2 separate regions of the Homo sapiens genome follow, and region 1 is linked to region 2. Evidence: chromatin loops called from intact Hi-C (ENCODE). Cell type or tissue: Calu3. All regions are shown on one strand. Links, peaks and the distances in the headings refer to the core of each region. The heading gives the core; the rest is flanking DNA.

Evidence for each region. Hi-C counts contacts between places; a loop is a spot of excess contacts. Peaks named below come from ENCODE experiments on the same cell type or tissue, not always from the same donor. Only the 100,000 strongest peaks of a DNase experiment are listed, where the experiment ranks them.
Region 1: a loop joins it to region 2, with 3 times the contacts of the local background. A loop is called at or near these places in 14 of 110 quality-filtered maps.

The regions. Positions count from the first base shown.
Region 1 is chr17:38,439,744-38,450,150 of GRCh38, reverse strand. All of the region lies in intron 1 of ARHGAP23 (Rho GTPase activating protein 23), which reads right to left. Among named protein-coding and RNA genes, the nearest start is that of ARHGAP23, 16 kb to the right of the region's middle. RefSeq lists enhancers at 174-1,115, 8,880-9,382. In Calu3, for the core only: CTCF peaks have their summits at 2,178 and 5,867 (motif pointing left); DNase peaks (open chromatin) are centred at 2,290, 5,840, 6,250 and 7,445.
Region 2 is chr17:38,662,455-38,672,861 of GRCh38, reverse strand. It overlaps EPOP (elongin BC and polycomb repressive complex 2 associated protein), which reads left to right. Exons shown (of 1, transcript NM_001130677.2): 1 at 1-1,159. Among named protein-coding and RNA genes, the nearest start is that of EPOP, 7.3 kb to the left of the region's middle. RefSeq lists a silencer at 772-1,066 and an enhancer at 5,012-5,306. In Calu3, for the core only: CTCF peaks have their summits at 3,538 and 5,130 (motif pointing right); a DNase peak (open chromatin) is centred at 5,171.

The DNA of each region.
Region 1 (10,407 bases), core at 1,475-9,474, 220 kb after region 2:
CACCCCCACCAAGGGAGACCCCCACAAACCAAGGGAGCCCTGCTCTCAGGTGCACAGGGCCTCTTCTCTCTGGGAGGTGACAGTTTTTTGAGGGTGGGGCCAGACACCTCCCAGGCTATCCCTCACAGGAGAGGATGGTCTGGACTGGAGGAGTAGAAGCAAGTAGGCACTGGGGAAGGGGAGGAGAGCGTCCTGAGTCCCAAGGGTCAGAGATAGGAGCAAGAAGGAAACTGACGTGTTGCAGGGCGTGTGGTTAAGGAAGTGAGAGAGGGGCTCAGGGTCGATTCTGCCTGCTTTTCCTTCCTCCAGCTTGCTCAGCACTCTTCCCAGAATGTGGGCCCCAAACTGCCAGGTGACAAACAATGCCCCCACCCCAAGAGAGTCATCCAGCATGTTTGAAGCTCCATCTGGTCCTGTACACCAGTTGCACACCACCAAACGCAGACCCATGACCACTCCACAACCTCGCACACAGACAGGGCAAATCCCACCACAGATCCGTGCATCCCAGGCATGCAGGCAATGCGATACTGACACATGCCCGCCCCGCCCACGCCTGGGCCTCTGAACCCTGCTCCAGTCTCCTCAGTCAAGGGCGGCGGCCCCCTCAGGCCTCTTCCACCCTTTTGCCCCATTCAGATGCCTGGTTCCCAGCATTGCTTGGGTAGAGACTCCCGCCTGACAAGCCCCAGCAGGCCAAGTTGATGAGCCGGCCAAGCAAGCCTGTGTCTCCGCAGCGCCCTCCATGTACACATAACCCCCATCACCGGGAACCTGGGCACCCCGCACTGGCACTATGTCTGGCCCACGGGTAGGGGATGGTTCCCAGGGTCTCCCCAGACCCAGTGCTCTTCCCCTGTAGGGCCACTCTTGCCCAGGGTTAGGATGGACTGTGCTCCCTCTCCCTCAAACTAGGCCAGAGCCACGGAAGCCTGGGAAGGGAGATGAGGAAGCACTTGTCACTCCAGACATCCCACCACCATCAGGGAGGTGGGCTGAGATAATGCCAAATGCACAAAATCCTCAAAATCTGTCTGGGCATGATGATTCATGCCTATAATCCCAGCACTCTGGGAGGCCAAGGCAGGAGGATCGCTTGAGCCCAGAAGTTCAAGACCAGCCTGGGCAACACAGCGAAACCCCGTCTCTACAAAAAATATAAAAATTAGCCAGGTGTGGTAGTGCATGCCTGTGGTCTCAACTACTCAGGAGGCTGAGGTGGGGAGGATCACCTGAACCCAGGGAGGTCAAGGCTGCAGTGTGAGACCCGGTCTCAAAAAAAAAAAAAAAAAGGCTGGGCAACTTGGCAAGACCCCATCTCTACAAAAAATTTAAAAATTAATCGGGGATGGTGGCGTGCACCTCTGGTCCCAGCTATTCAGGAGGCTAAGGTGGGAAGATCACTTGAGCCCAGGAAGTCAAGGGTGCAGTGAGCTGTGTTCGCGCCACTGCACTCCAGCCTGGGTGACGGACCAAGACCCTGTCTCAAAAAAAAAAAAAAAAAAAAAACTCCCCAAGTTCTTTCAGTGGCAGCACAGCTCAGGGGCTGACACACGGGATCTGGAGTCCTCTGGAGGCTGAGTCAGAGCCCTATCTCTACCACTTTCTAGATATGAGACTTTGGGTGAGTTACTTAACCTCTTTAAGCCTTGGTTCCTCATCAATAAAATGGTAATGACATGTATTTCCACCTCAAAGGTTGTTGGGAGGATTAAGTAAATTAAAGAAAGTCTTAGCACAGGCTCAGAGCACATAGTAGGGATTTAATAAATGCAGGCTGTTTCGACGGCTTTTTGGATAGTCATCACAGTCACACTGACATTCAGACATGCAGACACTCAGCCATGGATACACAAAGACACGGTGACACATGTGGACGCTCATAGACCCAGGCAAGCTCATCCTTCCCGGCATCACCCCCACCTCCCACTGCCAGCCTCAGGTTCCTACAGGCTCTTGACGTGCCCCAGTTCCTCCCAAGCAGGGAGGATTCAGTAGGATCTCCCACTTCCTTGGCTGAACTTTGGCAAGCCCAGAGCACTACCTTATGGGCCCTCTGGGAGTAGGGAAGGGGTGGGCAACATGAGACCCCAGGATGGGGCCTCTCCCAGCAGGCAAGGAGCATGGCAAAGGTGCCAGGCTGGCAGGGTCTCCAGTGCCAGAGGAGGGCCAGTTCCTCCCTCAGGGACAACAGAGGAAGGGGAAACTAAAGAGGAGCCTCTTTCCTCTTGGTGGGAAATGAGCACTTACAGAAAAGGGTGCGTCTAGCCAGCCACAAAGTAAACACCAGGGCCATTGCCCAGGCAACAGCAGGCTGGCATTGGGACAGGGCTTACCACAACCCCTCCGTACCCCTGATTTACCCACTCAGCAGCCCTTGGCTGTCTCTGGGGTCTCCATTCTGGTCTCTAGGCCTGTCTGCAGACTCCTCAAAGGGAAGAAGCTATGCCTCCTCCATCAGACTGTGTGCTCCTTGAAAACAAGGGATTTTTGCCCCACATCAGTCTAGGGTCTCCCAAAAGGCATGGCCTGTGTCTTTCCCCTCAGATTGGAGGATGCCCAAGGGCCTGGCCTGAGTCTCCCCCTTAGACTGAGAGCTCCCTAAGGACAATGGCTGCTGGGTTTTCAGAATGGATTTGCCCTCCTAGAGAGCTTTGTGCATAGCGGGCTCTCAAAAATTATTTCTTTTTTTTTTTTTTTTTTTTTTTTTTTTCAGACGGAGTCTCTGTTGCCCAGGCTGGAGTGAAGTGGCGAGATCTCGGCTCACTGCAACCTCCACCTCCTGTGTTCAAGTGATTCTCCTGCCTCAGCCTCCCGAGTAGCTGGGATTACAGGCACGTGCCACCACGCCCGGCTAAATTTTGTATTTTCAGTGGAGATGGGGTTTCACCATGTTGGCCAGGCTAATCTCGAACTCCTGACCTCAAATGATCCACCCGCCTCGGCCTCCCGAAGTGCTGGGATTACAGGCATGAGCCACCATGCCCAGCTCAAAAATTATTTCTTAATGGTGAGGATGTGGAGAAATTGGATTGCTGTGGGAATGTAAAATGGTGTGTCTGTGGCCAGGCACAGTGGCTCATACCTGTAATCCCAGTGTTTGGGAGGCCAGGAGTGCAAGACCAGCCTGGGAAACATATAGAGACCCCATCTTTATAAAAAATGCAAAATTGGCCAAACGTGATGGCACACACTTGTAGTCCCAGCTACTTGGGAGGCTGAGGTGGGAGGATCCCTTGAACCCAGGAGTTGGAGGCTGCAGTGAGCTATGATGCTATGATCACACTACTGCTCTTCAGCCTGGGCCACAGAGGAAGACTCCCTCTCTAAAAAAGCAATAAAAAATAAATAAATAAAATGGTGGAGTTGCTATGGAAATCAGTATGGCAGTTTCTCAAAAAATTAAACATGGACAGGAGGCTAAGGCAGGAGAATCGCTTGAACCAGGGAGGCGGAGGTTGCAGTGAGCCAAGAGCGCGCCGTTGCACTCCAGCCTGGGCAACAAAAGTGAAACTCCGTCTCAAAAAAAAAAAAAAAAAAATTAAACACAGAATTACCATATGATCCAGTAATTCCACTTCTGGGTATATATCCACAACAACTGAAAGCAGGGATTAGAAGAAATGTTTGTACACCCATGTTTGTAGCAGTGTTATTCACAACAGCCAAGAAATGGAAGCAACCCAAGTGTCCATCTACGGATGAATGGACAAATAAAATGAGGTATATCTATACAATGAAATTGTCTGTATTATTGTATTACATATAATACATACATGATATGAATAATAATAATTGTATTATTTAGCCTTTTAAAATAAGTGAAGGCCAGGCGGGGTGGCTTACACCTGTAATCCCAGCACTTTGGGAGGCTGAGGTGGGAGGATTACTTGAACCCAGGAGTTCTAGACCAGCCCGGGCAACATGGTGAAACAACATCTCTACCAAAAAAAAAAAAAAAAAAAAAAATTAGCCAGGTGTGGTGGCACATACATGTAGTCCCAGCTGCTTGGGAGGCTAAGGTGGGAGGATGGCTTGAGCACAGGAGATGGAGGTTACAATGAGCTGAAATCGCGCCACTACACCTCAGCCTAGGGGAGCCAGACCTTGTCTCAAAAAAAAAAAAAAAAGAAAGATATTTGACACATGCTACAATGTGGATGAACCTTGAAGACATTATGCTAAGTGAAAGGATTAATATTGGCTGGGCTTGGTGGCTCACATCTGTAATCCCAGCACCTGTATTCCCAGCACTTTGGGAGGCTGAGGTGGGAGAATCACTTGAGGTCAGGAGTCCAGGGCCAGCCTGGACGACACGGTGAAACCCTGTCTCTACAAAAAATAAAAAAATAGCAGAGCGTGGTAGCATGCACCTATAATCCCAGCTCCTCAGGAAGCTGAGATGGGAGGATCCCTTGAGCCCAGGGCGTCAAGGCTGCAGTGAGCCGTGATCACACCACTGCACTCCAGCCTGGGTGACAAAGCAAGACCCTGTCTCAAAAAAAAAAAAAGGAATGAATGAATAAATATTATATTATTCCACTTACGGTGATAGTGGAATATCACCACTTATGGTGATAACACAATAATATGGATGTACTTAATGCCACTTTACAGTTAAAAATGGTTAAAATTATAAATTTTGTTTTATATATATATATTTTTTCAGATGGAGTTTCGCTCTTGTTGCTCAGGCTGGAGTGTGGAGTGCAATGGCGTGCTCTCAGCTCACTGCAACCTCTGCCTCCCCGGTTCAAGCGATTCTCCTGCCTCAGCCTCCTGAGTAGCTGGGACTACAGATGCGAGCCACCATGCCCAGCTATCTTTTTTTTTTTTTTTTTTTTTTTAAGTAGAGACAGGGTTTCACTGTGTTAGCCAGGATGGTCTCGATCTCCTGATCTCGTGATCTGCCCACCTCGGCTTCCCAAAGTGCTGGGATTACAGGCGTGAGCCACAGCACCCGGCCGTATTATATATTTTGTGATTTTTTTAAAAAGGCCAAGTCAGAAATCAAACACACACACAAAATAAAAGGCCAGGCACGGTGGCTCAGGCCTGTAATCCCAGCACTTTGGAAGGCCGAGGCAGTTGGATCACCTGAGGTCAGGAGTTTGAGACCAGCCTTGCCAACATGGTGAAACCCCATCTCTACTAAAAATACAAAAATTAGCTGGGCGTGATGTCAGGTGCCTGTAATCCCAGCTACTCTGGAGGCTGAGGTAGGAGAATTGCTTGAACCCAGGAGGTGGAGGTTGCAGTGAGCCGAGATCACGCCATTGCACTCCAGCCTGGACGGCAAGAGCAAAACTCTGTCTCAAAAAAAAAAAAAATGTTGAAAGATGAAACAAATGAACAGGTCTCTCCTTGGTGCCCAGGAGAAGTCTCTGCCCACAGAGGTTGCCCAGGAGCTGGGCACCTCCTGCCTGGAAGACCTTTCCCTGCCGTCCCTTCTCCACTGCACCTCCTCAGAGTCTCTACTGTCATCTTTGGAGCCCTAGAGGTCCCCGCACAGGGGGATCGCCCAGCCTGAACCTGGCACGCATCAGGTCCTTGGCGTTGATGGGGGCCTGCCATCCACAGAGGCTGCCATCCCCAGTCATGCACAAACTCTTCCAAGGCTGCCGGCAGGAACTTGGAAGAGTTTTCTTGGCAGAAACCTGGCTCAGTGTGGGGGCCCTCAAACCCACCAAGCACACACATGCCCATTCCAACGCGCCACACGCTCACACCCACCTGTAACATACACACAAGGGTGTGCCCACAGAGACACCGCCGCGTCCTCTCAGGCACTCCTGGAAATGAGCCCGCACAATGAAGGGTGCACATCTCGGCTGCCTGGCAGGCAGGTCCCGTGGCCAGCAGAGCCCCCTGCTGGCCCAGCGCTGGCATGCCTCGTCTCCTTGACAACCCAGAGCGAGCAGAAGGGTCCTCATTCCCTCAACCTCGCTCCCCAGGCCCCTCAGCTCCAACCTGCCCTGGGATCTTCCCCTCCCCATCTCCTACAAAGGAGAAGAATCTCCTGCAGAAGGACAGAGCAACTGTGGAATCTCGGGGTCTCCCTTTGGTCAAGGAGAGAGGCCAGAGCCCCTTTTCAGACTAGACTGGAGCAGTCATTCCTAGAGGCAGGGGAATGCCTGCAATGACTCTTCTCTAAGGTCAGCAGATCCATCCCCTGGTCTCACGCTGGACAGTGCATTTCAGAGGAGACTAGGGGAAAGCTCTAGGTGTGACTCCGCCTGCCCCCCGCCCCCCAGGAGTGCTTCCTGTTGTCTGACAGCCTGGGCAGAGGTAACAGGTGCACACACTGGTTTCCTTCAGGCAAGAGCTGGGTCCCAGTCAAGCTAAGACCATGTCCCCTCCCAGGGCAGGTCTCAGCAGATTCCGAAAGTCTCCCGGGGGCACATGGGGCTCCCTTCAGGGAGAGGCTGTCAGCCCCACCCCTGAAACCACCCACCCCCTCACCCCAGCCCTGCCCATCCCTCCCGGTTACCCCTGCCTTCCCCTTCACACATGTGGCCCTGCCTATGAACTGAACCACTCCCTAATCCAGTCTGTGATGCCCAGAGGCAGCTGGACAGGTGGCAGGGACAGTGGCTCTGCAGGGACAAACAGCCTCCCCTGGGTCACTACCATGAGGGAGCCCCCTGGGCTGGGCTCTCTGGTCAGAAGAAGACAGATGGCATCATCCTCACTCCAGATCCTCCTCCCGCCTCCCCCTGCCAGTTTGCCTGGCCCCACATTTGGGGACAGGATAACAGCCACACAGTCAAGAATACTTGCTGAGTGCTTACTATGCCCCAGGCAGCTGCTGTTAGATGCGCTAACTCATTTAACCAACCTCTGGAAATGAAGGTAGCACCCAGCACCCACCACCTGCAACTCCTGGCTCTCCACCGGGTTGGGTGCTAGGCAGGGAATGCTGGGTGACCTGCAGGGGCACCGAGGCTTGGGGACAGGGAGGATGGTGAGAAAGTGACCACTGTCCTGGCATCAAGAAGGCTAACACAGAGAAAAGGCCACACTTGCCATTGGTACTGGCCCTGGCCCTTTTCTGGCTGTGTGACCTCAAGATCATCACTCAAGGTCACTCAAGTTTCCTTATTTCTTCAGCTATAAAATAAAGACAGAGATAGCAGCCTGAAAAAGTTGCTGAGAACCAAGAATCAGGTATTATGGCCCCAGCGCTCCATCCCCCCATCGGAGTAGACTCTGCTTCCTAGATGTCTCTGGAGTCTGCTCACTTCATTACACCATTGCCCTGCTCCAAGCGGCAGTCACCTCTCTGGCATCTGACAGTCCAGATTGATTATTTTAATATTATGACCACCAGGCCCTGTGGGACGCGCCTTGGCCCCCACACTCACCACACCCTCTTCCTCTGTGCTCTGGCCACCCTGGCCTCCTTCCACCTCCTGTGAGGACCAGGCACCCTTCCAGCCTCGGGTCCTTTGCACATGCTGTTTCTGGAATGCAACCCATGCCCTGATTCACTCCTACCCACCCTGTTGCTCTTAACAAAAATGTCACTTCCCCAGGCACACCTCCTCTGGCCCCAGACCAGGTCAGTTACCTGTGCACCCTCTTGTCAGTGTCTACTTATTTATGAGCTTATTTTGACCAACATCTCCCCACAGGGCTGTAGGTCCTGGAAGGCAAGGACCATGTCTGCTTTGCTGGTGGTCAAATCCCTGGTTCCTGGCCCAGGGTGGGTGCTCTGCACACTGTTTCTAAATGTTGGAGAATGAATGAGCCTTTCCTCAGAGAGTTAGAGGTAACCAGAACCCTGTCCCCAGGAGGGGTCTGGCAGAGGCAGGGGCTTTTTATATCCCCACCCCTTCCTCAGAGGGAACCAGATCCAGAAGTCGGGGGTGCTGGAATAAGGAAGAAAGGGGGGCCGGGCATGGTGGCTCATGCCTGTAATCACAGAACTTGGGGAGACAGAGGCAGGAGGATCCCTTGAGCCCAGGAGTTTGAGACCAGCCTGGTCAACATAGTAAGACCCCATCTCCACAAAAATAATAGTAAAAATTAGCCAGGTGCCGTGGGGCACGCCTGTAGTCCCAGCTACTTGGGAGGCTGAGGTGGGAGGATTGCTTGAGCCAAGAGTTCAAGGCTGCAGTGAGCCATGGTTGTGCCACTGTACTCCAGCCTGGGCGACAGAGCCAGATCCAGGCTCAAAAAAAAGGAGTGGGGGAGAAAGGGGTGGGGAAAAAGGGGGGAGCTGCTTCAATCCTCTTTGCATCTCTGTGCCCTCACCCCAGCTGGCCACACTCCAGCCACGAGCCCTCCTCGTGGGTTCTGCAACGTGCCAAGCCCTTGTCCTGAGACTCAGAGCCTGCTCCCCACATCCAAGTTCCCCTCTCCCTGGACTATAATACAGTGCCTGCCTGCCCCCTCCCCGTCCCCTTCTTCCCTTGACTCAACCCTTACCCTCCAGGTCTCAGCTTGACTTTCTGAAACGCTTGTTTAACTTAGCAAGCTAAGGAATCTGCCATGGTGCCACAGCTAATGTCAGCTCAGGATTGAAGCTGTGGGCAGAGCCCAGACTCTCGGCCACCTCATTATACGCCTCATCACTACTGGTTTCTCCCTCCAGTCCCCGCCCTCTCTGGGGCCTCAGTTTCCTTATGTGGGCTCTTCCATGATGAGGGACTTGGACATCTGTAGATTTCAGGAAGATTGGTTGAGAGGAAGAAGGTGGGGGAAGAGGTTAAGGGAGGAGGGGAAGGGGGAAAGAGAGAAGAGAGGAGGGAGGGGAGGACAACAGAGGGGTGGCTGCCTTGGGCCAGCCAGACATGAGAAACGCCAAGTATGTGAAGTACGCCAGCCCTGAGCTATGAATAGTGCGCCAGGCTGGCAGCCCAGGTGGGCCTTTCTGCCCCTCCCACGGGAGCTCTGCACAGGGGGCCTGAAATGGGGAATGGGGCATGGGCTGGGGAAGCACACTTGGGGACAGAGCAAGGGGTGTTGTCATGCAAGTGAGATGCAAATACACAGCAGCAGGCAGGTCTGATTGGTGGATCCCTGTGGGGCTGGGAGCATAGGCCGAATGGTCACTCAGCAAAAGGCAGTGCCCAACCTGCAGCACAACCCAGGGCCTCTGCCCACCTGCGCTGTGGCCACTGCAGCTGCATTTCCCAGGCTTGGAGGTTCCTTCTGGTCACCCGTGGCCAAAATCCCACTGACGCTGTGCAGCCTCTGGAGGCCTCTAAAGGTCGTGGTAAGGCTCTGCCTGCCCTGGACACCATCTCTGACCACCCCAGCACCAGGTCAGCCTCTCCTTGGAGCTCACAGGTCTGACAGACAGCTGGGCACCTGGAAATTACGACATCCCCAGTCCCGGCCTCTAGATCCCTCTCCTCATCAGTGATCCCGGTGGGACACACACTGGGCTTAGAGGCTGGAGGCCCAGTCCACGGCCCCTGTCCGGCCACTTGTGTGCCCCCAAAGAAAGCAGTCACCTTCAGAGCCGGTTCCTCTTTCTTTCATTCTAGGACTGTTCACTGGGTGCCACCAAGGGCCTGGCACCGGGCTAGGGGGGCCAGTGACACAAGGGAAGACGAGTCAGAGGCCAGGTTTCAGGTCCCAACTGCATGACCTTGGTCAAGTCCTTTCCCTCTCCAAGCCTCAGTCTCCTCAGCTGTAAACTGGGTCCTGGAGAGGACTCAGCATTGAGTGCCTGGCATGTAGAAGTTGCTCAACAAATCAGTCCCGTAGTCTGAGGATTTTCAAAAACTAACAAAAGCAGTCCCTGGTTTTATAAAACCAAAGACATAGACATGCAACAAATAAAGGTGCTGTAGGGCATAGTGTTTAAAAGTTCCTAAGCAGAGCCTGGGCATAGTGCCTCATGCCTGTAATCCCAGCACTTTGGGAGGCCGAGTTCGGAGGATCACTTGAAGCCAGGAGTTAGACACCAGCTTGGCCAACATGGTGAAACCTTGTCTCTACCAAAAATACAAAAATTAGCCAGATGCAGTGGTGCGTGCCTATAGTTCCAGCTACTCGGGAGGCTGAGGCAGGAGAATCGCTTGAACCCAGGAGGAGGTTGCAGTGAGCAGAGATCACGCCATTGCACTCCAGCCTGGGTGACAGAGCAAGACTGTCTAAAAAAAAAAGTTCCGACTGGGCTCGGTAGCTCAAGCCTGTAATCCCAGCACTCTAGGAGGCCGAGGCAGGCCGATCACCTAAGGTCAGGAGTTAGACCAGCCTGGTCAACACGATGAGACCCCATCTCTACTAAAAATACAAAAATTAGCCGGGCAGGAGAATCGCTTGAACCTGTGAGTTGGAGGTTGAAGTGAGCCAAGATCGCGCCACCGCACTCCAGCCTGGGTGACAGAGCAAGACTTGGTCTCAAAAAAAAAAAAAAAGTTCCTAAGCAGGATTCAGAGGAAGCTGGATTGA
Region 2 (10,407 bases), core at 1,423-9,422:
TGCTCCCCTCAGGCCTTCCCTAACGCTCCAAGCACCGCTGGAGCCTTTAATGGGTGAGGGAACTTGGGTAAGAGGAAGATCACCCCCTTCCTGTCCCCTTTCTAGGCCCCCTCAAGTGCAGGTGACCCTTAATTGGTGAGATCTTCAGCCTCAGCCGCCGACCTTTCCCTTTTGTCCAGTTTTGGAGTTCCCGTTTTTTCCTTGTTTGCTTTCCGAGTGTAAGGTCTGGCCGGTGAGAAAGATTTCCCCCAACCTTGATTAATCAGCCCCCTCCCCCAACTTACTTCCCTTAGGACGGGTAGGGCTGAGGGACCTCCTCTCCTGGAAAGTGCTTACTTTGCCTGGGGAAGGGGCTAGACACTGTCCCAGGGAAAGTAATAGAAGGTGGAAGAAATCAATAAAATCAGACCAAACAAGTCGCCTTTCGAGGGCCTCCACCGATTTATGGATGAGAGGGGGTGGAGGTGGAAGGCAGGCCCAAGTCCATTCTTTGGACACCCAAACTCAGCCCCCTTAAAGAGTGGAAACAAAACAAGCTGCACTTTGCAGAGGTGGTAAATGAAAGGACTCTTGGCCTAACTTCAAGAGTCCCCTGGGGTTTGAAGGGGCAAAGTTTGAGTCTGGATGGAACCTGGGCTGAGGTACCTTAAGCTTCCCCCCGCAACACCCCAGCCTCAGGGATTGCGGGAGTTGTCAGAGATCTGATGGATCCGAAAGGGGCAGGGCCAGGGGATTAGGTTTGGGGTCAGAGGTTCTGTTTTCCAGGGGAGGGGTGAGATAGGCCTGGATCATGCCCTCTGCCATGCCCTCCAGCTAGGAGGATCTTGAGTCAGAGAGGATTGGAAGTGCTTTCTCCTCCACCCAGGTGAGGTCAGGGGAGCTTAGGTCTTAGGGAGATGGCAAGTTGAGGTATGAAGGGAAGCTGGGGCTTTTGGAGCTGCCGAACAACTGAGGGACCCAGTGCGCCTTCCATCCCGCACTAGTGAATAGCGCCCCCTCTTCCCCCGAAAACGAGGTGCGAGAGGAACAATTCCCACGCTGGGGAAGGACTTGTCTCCTTTTCTGTGAAAATGCTTTGTAAAAAGTTGTTATTGTTTGCATAGAGCAGATTCTTGAGAAAAACTGTTTTGGACCATAAAAGTTTTGTTTGTTTTAAAAACTGTCTCCTTTCATTTTTCTTTCCTTGGGGGTGAGGGTGGGGGTGGGGTGGGTGGGCACTTCTCTCTTTTTCCTTAACATCTGGCCTCTGTGAACCCTGCTGACCTCCCCTCCCCCTCCAGCTGTGTTGTGGGAGGAGGAGGAAGAAGGGGTGGGGGAGTGCCTTCCACCCTGTGCTTCGGGAGTCTCCATCTTATTTTGCCCCCCAAGAATGGAGAACGGGAGGAAGAAGACACAAGGGGTGGGGAGAGAATCGCTGTGAAGAGGGGGGCTGTCAGAAGTCTGGAAAGGCAGACTCCCTGATTTTCAAAGACCCCTTGGTTTTAGTAACGCGCTCCGGGTCAGCGTCTGCCCCACCCGCCTGCCTGGAGCCGGGCACGGGATGATGGTGTGAGCTCTGGGTGAAGGAGGAAGGGCTGGTGGGCATGAAATACTCTTCTTGGACTTTCCTCCTCTTCGGGGCAGGAGGAGATGCTGTTAATTTAGGTTCTTTCCTCCCTGCATCACCTGCCCCCACCCTCACTCCCCCACCCCCGCCCTGCAAGTGAAAGGGTTACAACTCAACCTGGAAGGGGGCGGGGTGGCGAGTTAAAAAACACACCTTTTGGCCAAATAAGATTTAATTCTAGTTATTTTACAGAATAGGGAACTACGTTAGTTTCCAGGGCTGCCATGACAAATCATAACAAACTTGGTGGCTTAAAAGACAGATATTTAAGCGGCCGGGTAAGGTGGCTCACGCCTGTAATCCCAGCATTTTGGGAGGCCGAGGCGGGTGGATCACAAGGTCAGGAGATCGAGACCATCCTGGCCAACATGGTGAAACCCTGTCTCTACTAAAAATACAAAAACTAGCTGGACTTGGTGGCGCATGCCTGTAATACCAGCTAGTCTGGAGGCTGAGGCAGGAGAATCGCTTGAACCCGGGAGTCGGAGGTTGCAGTGAGCCGAGATCATACCACACTGCACTCCAGCCTGGCGACAGAGTGAGACTCCATCTCAAACAACAACAACAAACCCCGATATTTCTTCTCTTCCATTTACTGGGACCAGAGGTCCAAACCTAAGGCATTGCAGGGCCGAACTCCCTCCGAAGGCTCTCGGGAAGGGCCCCCTCCGTGCCTCTTCCAGCTTCTGTGGCCCCAGGTGTTCCTTGACTTGGGGCTGCAGAGTTCCCATTCTCCCATGGTATGGCCCTCCCCTCTCCTGTCTGTCACAAGGACACTTGTCATTGGCTTTAGGGCCCACCAGACAATCCAGGATGATCTCGTCTTGACATCTTTAATTAAGTTACATTTACAAAGACCCTTTTTCCAAATGAAGTCATATTCACAGGCTCTGGGGGAGTGGGGGCTGGGGATTAGGACCTGGACACATCTTTTTGGGTTCCATCATTCAGCCCACCCCAGAAACTGAGTCCCAGAAAAGAAAGAAACTTGCCCAGACTTCTGGGGGAAGCAAACAGGTACTGAGTATTTGGGGTTGGAATAGGGAAAAGCGTGCTTCCAAGCGAGGGCCACAAGTTTCTCCGAACAGGAGCCGCCTGGGGAAAGGGGAAAGGGACCCCTGGCTTTCCCTAGGCTCTGAGCTCCCGGGAATCTGGGACTCCCTCTCCCACGCCAATACGCTGGAGCCCGAGAGGGTCTGAGGAAGTCTGCTCTCCCTCCCAGGTGTCTTCAGCCCCTGCTTCTACCCCTCCCTTCCTCCAGTCCCATGTCCTCTAGGGCTGGTGGCCACCACGTTGGTTTGTCAGGGATGTGGTGGTCATAGTCTTATTTCTGTCTGGGTCTCTAAGCTCTTACAGCATCACCTGTTTTCCTTCTGTCTCAAAGGGTCTCAGAGGGTCTCCTCTCCATGTGCCTCTGGGTCTCTACCCTCCTCTTCAGGGTCTGGCAGGACCCCCAGAGTAACCCCTCGCTCACCTTCCCCTATCCCAGCCCTGCTTACCGTCTCCTCCCTCCTCCCGGGAGCATCAGCCGCCTCCAGCTCCTCTGCCTCTCACCTCTTAGACCTCTGCAGCCTGACTTCTGTCCCTGAAACCGCTTTTGCCAAGGTCAGCCAGGAGAGCCCCCAACCTCAAATTCAACAGTTGCCTCCCTGCCACCACTCCTGGACTTCTGCATAGCCTGTGACACTGCTGGACACTCACAAGGGTCTCTGTCCCCAAAGGTCCCGCCTCTGTCTTCTTCCATCTCCTCCTTCTCTTGCCCCCCTCCCCCAGAAGCTTTAAAAAGACAAAGTCCGATGAAGTCCGGTGGCGCCTGCCCTCCACCCTATCTGCCCGCAGGATTCTGTTTTCCTCCCCTAGGTCATCAGCTTGCACCTATATGGGTAAATGACTCCCACTTGACTGTCCCTGCCTCCTCTCCCTCCAGCACCCCTCCTGAGCCTTGGTCCCGCATCTCCACAGGGACAATGGCAACTCATTTGCCCCTGTCAAAGACCAAGCTCCTGGTCCCTGCCCACAGCTCCCTGCCCACAGCAGTCCCCCTGGTCAAGTCCACATTCTGGTTACAGCTCTGCTTTTCTCCCCATTACTTCCCCTGGACTCAGCACCTTGAATTCTCAGCTGGGTCCTCCCATTTGACCCACAGCTATCTATTTCCAAGCCTCCCCCTGCTTCTCCCCTCCCAAGGATCTCACAATTCTGTCTCTAATCTCCACTCCATCATGGTGCAGTGTCCCCTACCTCTAGGCTGGACTATGACAGTAGCCACCTAACTATTAATAGTTTCTGGGTGTCTGGTTTTTCTCTGATGCCCTCAGATCAGTTTACCTTCTTACTGAGTGGGTCCCCTGATAGTATTAAATGCAGCCTCCTTGGCCTGTCATTTGGAGCCCTCTGTGATTTGGCCTTAACCCCCAGCTCCCTCAACCAACTTGGTTCCCATTACTTCGCTTTATACCAGTGAAGGTATACCTGGTCTACTAGGCTGGAATGCACTTCCTTCCCCAGCGCCCCCAGCATGCCCCTCCCTGCTTTCTTTACCTTCATTCTCCAATGCAAAATGTCATCTCTCCCATGAAGTATTTTTTGATTCCCCCAGTTAGATGTGCTTCATGCCACCTCTAGACCCTCTTCACTCTTCTGTGTCTGGTAGGAAGGGACTGTGGAGTGTGGAGGGCGAGTGCGGCTTTGGGGCCAGACACTCCCGCTCCCCTCTGTCTATGGAGAACCTGGGTCAGGGGACTCGAGGCAGAACCTTCCTGACCTAAGCTTTCATTTTATTGCCTTGGCCTTAACTGAGAGTCATTGACATGTAACAACCATTTCAAAAAAAAATCGCCCCTGCAATTGTAAAAACTTCCTGAGAAGGCTGGCAAGGTAGCTTGTGTCTGTAATCCCAGCACTTTGGGAGGCCAAGGCGGGGAGAATCACTTGAGCCCAGGAGTTTGAGCCAGCCTGGACAACATAGGGAGAACTTGATGCTACCAAAAACAAACAAACAAACAAAAACAAAAAACAAGCTGGGTGTGGTGGCGTGCACCTGTAGTCCCAACTACTCTGGAGGCTGAAGTGGGACGATTGCTCAGCCACTTCAGGGAGATCAAGGCTGCAGTGAGCTGTGATCACTCCACTGCACTCCAGCCTGGGTGACAAAACGAGACCCTGTCTCAAAAACAAAAACAAAAAACACTTCCTGAGAAGACACTGTCCAGTGTGCCAAGTCCCCCTATGCTGTGTTCACATTTTCTCTAAGATAAAAAGTTAGGGTATTGATGACAAAGTTATAATTATTTGTGATTTTTCTTGTGTCCTTCTACAGTGATCTTGTATCTCTTGCTTCATTTTTTAAGGTCCTGGATCAGTGCCTTGCACACAGCAGGCACCTAATGAATACTTGCCCAATGCATTTCACCCCACCTCCGTTCCTCCTGACCCCTCCACCCTTGTCTAAAGCATTTTTAAAAAGCCTCATTTAAATGACTGCACAGCAGCTTGGCGAGTGACCCTTGGCCAGAATGCAGTTCCAGAGCTTGTCCACTAGATGCTGCTGTCTGCTAGCACCAGAAAGAGGATGGCGAGCCAGAGAAGGGTGGCTGGGGAAGGGATTCATTCTCCCAGGCCATGGAGTGAGAGCCCTGAGGGGGATCGATGTGCAAGACGTGGTCTCTGCACACAAGGAACTTAAGCAGGTGTCAGGTGTTTTACAGGCATTATTTTGCTTTCATAGCAATAGATAAGTACTATTTGTTTAGCAGATGAGGAAATGGGACTCAGAGAGGTTAATTAACTTGCCTGAGGTCACACAGCCAGTGGAGGAGCAAAGTAGCTCTGGTCTGTCTGACTAGGTTTCCTCCTGAGTGGTTATCATAGCAAGCACTGTAATGGCATTTCCTTGGAACCAGGCCTTGTTATATTATGCTTAGTTGCTCATGTAATCCTCAGGACACAACATGAGGTAGGTACTATTATTTATTTATTTATTTATTTATTTATTTATTTATTTATTTATTTATTTTTGAGACAGAGTCTCACTCTGTTGCCCAAGCTGGAATGCCGTGGCGCAATCTTGGCTCACTGCAACCTCCACCTTCTGGGTTCAAGTGATTCTCATGCCTCAACCTCCCTAGTAGCTGGGACTACAGGCGTGGGCCACCATGCCTGGCTAATTTTTGTATTTTTTAGTAGAGACGGGGTTTCACTATGTTGGCCAGGCTGGTCTCGAACTCCTGACCTCAAATGATCTGCCCACCTTGGCCTCCCAATGTGCTGGGATTACGGGTGTGAGCCACCGCGCCCAACCGTGGTACTATTAGCTCCATTTTGCAGATGAGAAAACTGGGGTTCACAGAGGTTAAGCCCATACAGCTACGGAATTGTGTCCTTTGAGTTTGTGCTCTAAATGACCACACTGCTGCCATGTTTCACCACCCAGCAGCAACCTGTTATGGGGTGGGAGTAGCCCCCACCAATATGTAGAGGTCCCAGAGCTCTGTTCCAGAGACACAAAGACACAGAGCCTGCCCCCAAGGTCCCTAGAGTGGCATGGGGAAAGCAGGACATGCAGTCCCCTCCTTAGGGTGTGGACTCTCCACAGATGTGCTGAGCGACTCAAGCTGAGTGTTGAGTGTTTTACCCTCTCTGGGGCTCAGTGTCATCACCTAAAATCAGGGGACTCTGTAACAGAAAGTGCCTCTCAGACGCAGACTTGCCATCCATGGTGATTTTTTTTTTTTTTTTTTGAAACAGGCTCTGACTCTGTCACCCAGGCTGAGTACAGTGGTGCGATCTTGGCTCATCGCAGCCTTGATCTCCCAGGCTCAAGAGATCTTCCCATATCACCCTCTCGAGTAGCTGTGACCACAGGCACGTGCCACCATGCACAGCTAATTCTGTTTATTTTTAATTTTTTTTTTGAGACGGAGTCTTGCTCTGTTGCCCAGGCTGGAGTGCAGTGGTGCAATCTTGGCTCACTGCAACCTCTGCCTCCTGAGTTCAAGCAATTCTCCTGCCTCAGCCTCCTGAGTAGCTGGGATTACAGGTGCCTGCCACCATGCCTGGCTAATTTTTGTATTTTTAGTAGAGGCGGGGTTTAACCCTGTTGGCCAGGCTGGTCTCGAACTCCTGACCTTGTGATCCACCCGCCTCAGCCTCCCAAAGGGCTGGGATTACAGGTGTGAGCCACCGTGCCTGGCCAATTTTTTTTTTTTTTGAGATGGAATCTCGCTCTGTCACCCAGGCTGGAGTGCACAATCTTGGCTCACTGCAACCTCCACCTCCCAGGCTTAAGCGATTCTCCTGCCTCAGCCTCCTGAGAAGCTGGGACTATAGGCGTGCACCACCATGCCTGGCTAATTTTTTTTTTTTCTATTTTTTTAGTAGAGACAGGGTTTTGCCATGTTGGCCAGACTGGTCTAGAACTCCTGACCTCAAGTGATCCGCCCACCTTGGCCTCCCAAAGTGCTGGGATTACAGGCGTGAGCTCTGTTTATTTTTTGTAGAGATGGGGGTCTCATTATGCTACTCAGGCTGATCTTGAACTTCTGATCTCAAGGGATCCTCCTGACTCAGCCTCCCAAAGTGCTGAGATTACAGGCATGAGCCACTCTACCCGGCTTCCACGATGATTTATTACAAAATCATGGCACTTAAACAAACAGAGGGAAGTTACCTACTCTAAAATGCACCAGAATTTCAGCTTGATGATCATTACACATGTACATTACCTGTGTGATCGCCACCCAGACCTAGATAAGCAACACTTCCAGCCTTTGGGAGGCTGTGTGAGGCCTGCTCCCAGTTGATCTCCTGACCCGGAGATGACCACCATGCCGGCCTCTGTCACCGAAGATCCGTTCGGCTTGTTTTTGACCCTCATAAGAATGGAAGGTACGTTTTTGGGTCTGGCTTCTTTTGTTCAACATTATGCATGGGATTCATTCATGCTGTTGCATGAAGCTGTAGTTAACTCATTTTATCACCGTGTAGTATTTGATTGAATGAATATTCTGCAATGTATATGTTTTCCTGTTGATGGATGTTTGGGCTGTTTCCAGATTTTAGTTTTATGTATAAAGCTACGTGTTACAGTTTTTATTGTTGTTGTTTGTTTGTTTGAGACAGAGTCTCGCTCTGTTGCCCAGGCTGGAGTGCAGTGGAGTGATCTCAGCTCATTGCAACCTCTGCCTCCCAGGTTCAAGCAATTCTCCTGCCTCAGCCTCCCGAGTAGCTGGAATTACAGGTGTGAGCCATCACGCCTGGCTAATTTTTGTATTTTTAGTAGAGACGGGGTTCTGCCATGTTGACCAGGCTGGTCTCGAACTCCTGACCTCCAGTGATCCACCCGCTTTGGCCTCTCAAAGTGCTGGGATTACAGGCGTGAGCTTCTGTGCCCAGCCTTTGTGTCACAGTTTTAAAGGAGAAGAGAAAGGAGCTAACATTTCTCAAGCGTTAAGCGTTAACTGTCTCCAACAATGGGCTAAGGACTGGAGATGAGAAATAACTAAAACCTCATATTGCTCTCCGACAGCTCACCACCTAGCAGGGGAGAGAGGTAAGTGAGCAATCAGGACAAGACAGGCATAGAGGTGGAGACTGGTGAGGTTGAGGGAACAGTGGAGCATGTGGGAAGAGCATCAGGGCATCAGAGGGGGCTTCTCAGAGAAGGAGCTCTCTGAATTGAGTCTTCAAGGATATAGGAATCCCTGAAGTGAAGGCCGGGAGGCACTGGGGCAGAGCACACACAAAAGTGCCAAGATTTGAGTGGCTGGAGCACAGGGTACATGTGACAAGAGATGAAGTAGACCGAGGTCAGATCACAAAAGGTCTTATATGTTAGGGTAAGGAGTTGATTCTGAAGACAAGAGGGAGCCCCTGAAGGGTGACCCAATCAGACTGTGAGAGAAGAGGGCTCAGGAACAGGCAGGGTGAATACTCACATTTCATGATTCATGGGAGGCTGGTGTGGAGTCCCTGGGGGTAGAGGCAGGGGGGCAGGGGTGGAGGCTGTGAGAACCCATTCGGGGGCGGGGTCGGCGGGGAGAAGGAGAGGACAGTCTCGGTGAGGGGGTCCTTACAAGGTAGACTCACCAGCTTTGGTGACAGATTGAATGTGGGGTGAGGCAGAGGAGGAGTGTGGCTTGAGTCCCAGATTTGGCCCTGTTGCCTGCGTGGGTTTGTGGCTGAGAGAGGCCTGAGCTGGAGGTAGGGAGGCTTTAGGGCATCAGACAGGATTGGACGGGAATGGCCAAGGCATGCATGTGGGGTGAGAAAAGGGCCAAGAACAGAGCCCTGGGGCACATTTACAAAGGGGAGCCAAGTGCCGTGGCAGCTCACGCCTGTAATCCCAGCACTTTGGGAGGGCAAGGAGTACGGATCACTTGAGCCCAGGAGTTTGAGACCAGCCTGGTCAACATAGTCAGATTTTGTCTCTACTAAAAATTAAAAAAAAAAAAAAAATTAGCTGGGCATGGTGGTTCGTGCCTGTAGTCCCAGCTTTGTGGGAGGTTGAGGTGGATCACTTGAGCCCAGGAGGTCGAGGAAGCAGTGAGCCATGATCATGCCACTGCACTCCAGCCTGTGGTGGGCAAAAGAGGGAGGCTTTGTCTCAAAAAAAAAAAACAACAAAAAAAGGCGGGGGCTGGGGAGGAATGGCCAGGGAGAGAGTGGGGAGAGAGAGGGTGGAGAGGAGGGAGAGAGGGGGAGGCTCTGGGGGCTCTGGTGACCACTGCTCATTGTCCACCCAAATCTGAGCTCCCTGTGCCAACTGGGTAGGCACATTTCCCAGCCCCTTTGCGGTCAGGTATGACTATGTGATTTAATTCCCACCACTGGGCTGCGAAGGGGAAGGGGTGTGTGCCTCTCCCAGCCTGGGCTTTAAGACCCTGGGCCTGCCCGCCCCACACTCCCTTGCCCTTCCTGCTGGCTGGAACCCGGCATGGCAGTCACTCAGCTTCGGTCCTGAGTCACTGGCAGGGCCCTAGGGGGCAGCACAGCAGCACATGGAAGGAGCCTGGTCCCCGAATGGCTGTGAGAGCTCCCGGCTGACCTGGAGTGTTCACCTGCAACACAGGAAAGAAGCAAATTTTACATTCTTCAAGCCATCATCTTTTTTTGGATCTCTTTGTTCTAGGAGTTTAGCCTAACCAGTACAACTTAGACTAAGCTAAACAGTTTAGCATAGCCCAAATAATACAGAGAATTAACCTAATGAAAAAATAATTAGCCAAATTAATACAATGGAAAATTAAAACATAATAAAATAAAATATTGGCCTAACGAACACAACTTACCCTAACTCATCCAATAATCAAAGGAGGAGAGTATCAAGAAAGGAGGAAAACAGGGTGGAATGTCACACAAAGATGGGATAGAGCCGGGCATGGTGGATCATGCCTGTAATCCCAGCACTTTGGGAGGCCAAGGCGGGTGGAGCACTTGAGGTCAGGAGTTTGAGACCAGCCTGGGCAACATGGTGAAACCCCGTCTCTACTAAAAATACAAAAATTAGCTGGTGTGGTGGCGCAAGCCATAGTCCCAGCTACTTAAGAGGCCAAGGTGGGAGGATCACTTGAGCCTGGGGAGGTGGAGGTTGAAGTGAGCAGTGATTGCACCACTGCACTCCAGCCTGGGTGGCAGAGTGAGATCCTGTCTTAAAAAAAAAAACAAGATCAGATACAGGATGAGGAAGGTCCACTGGCCTTGGCAAGCAGGATGGCACCAGTGACTCTAGTGAGATCTTCCTGGGGAGTAGGGATGAAACGGGAGGGAAAGAAGCAGATCCAGCCCATGCATCTCTTTTGAGG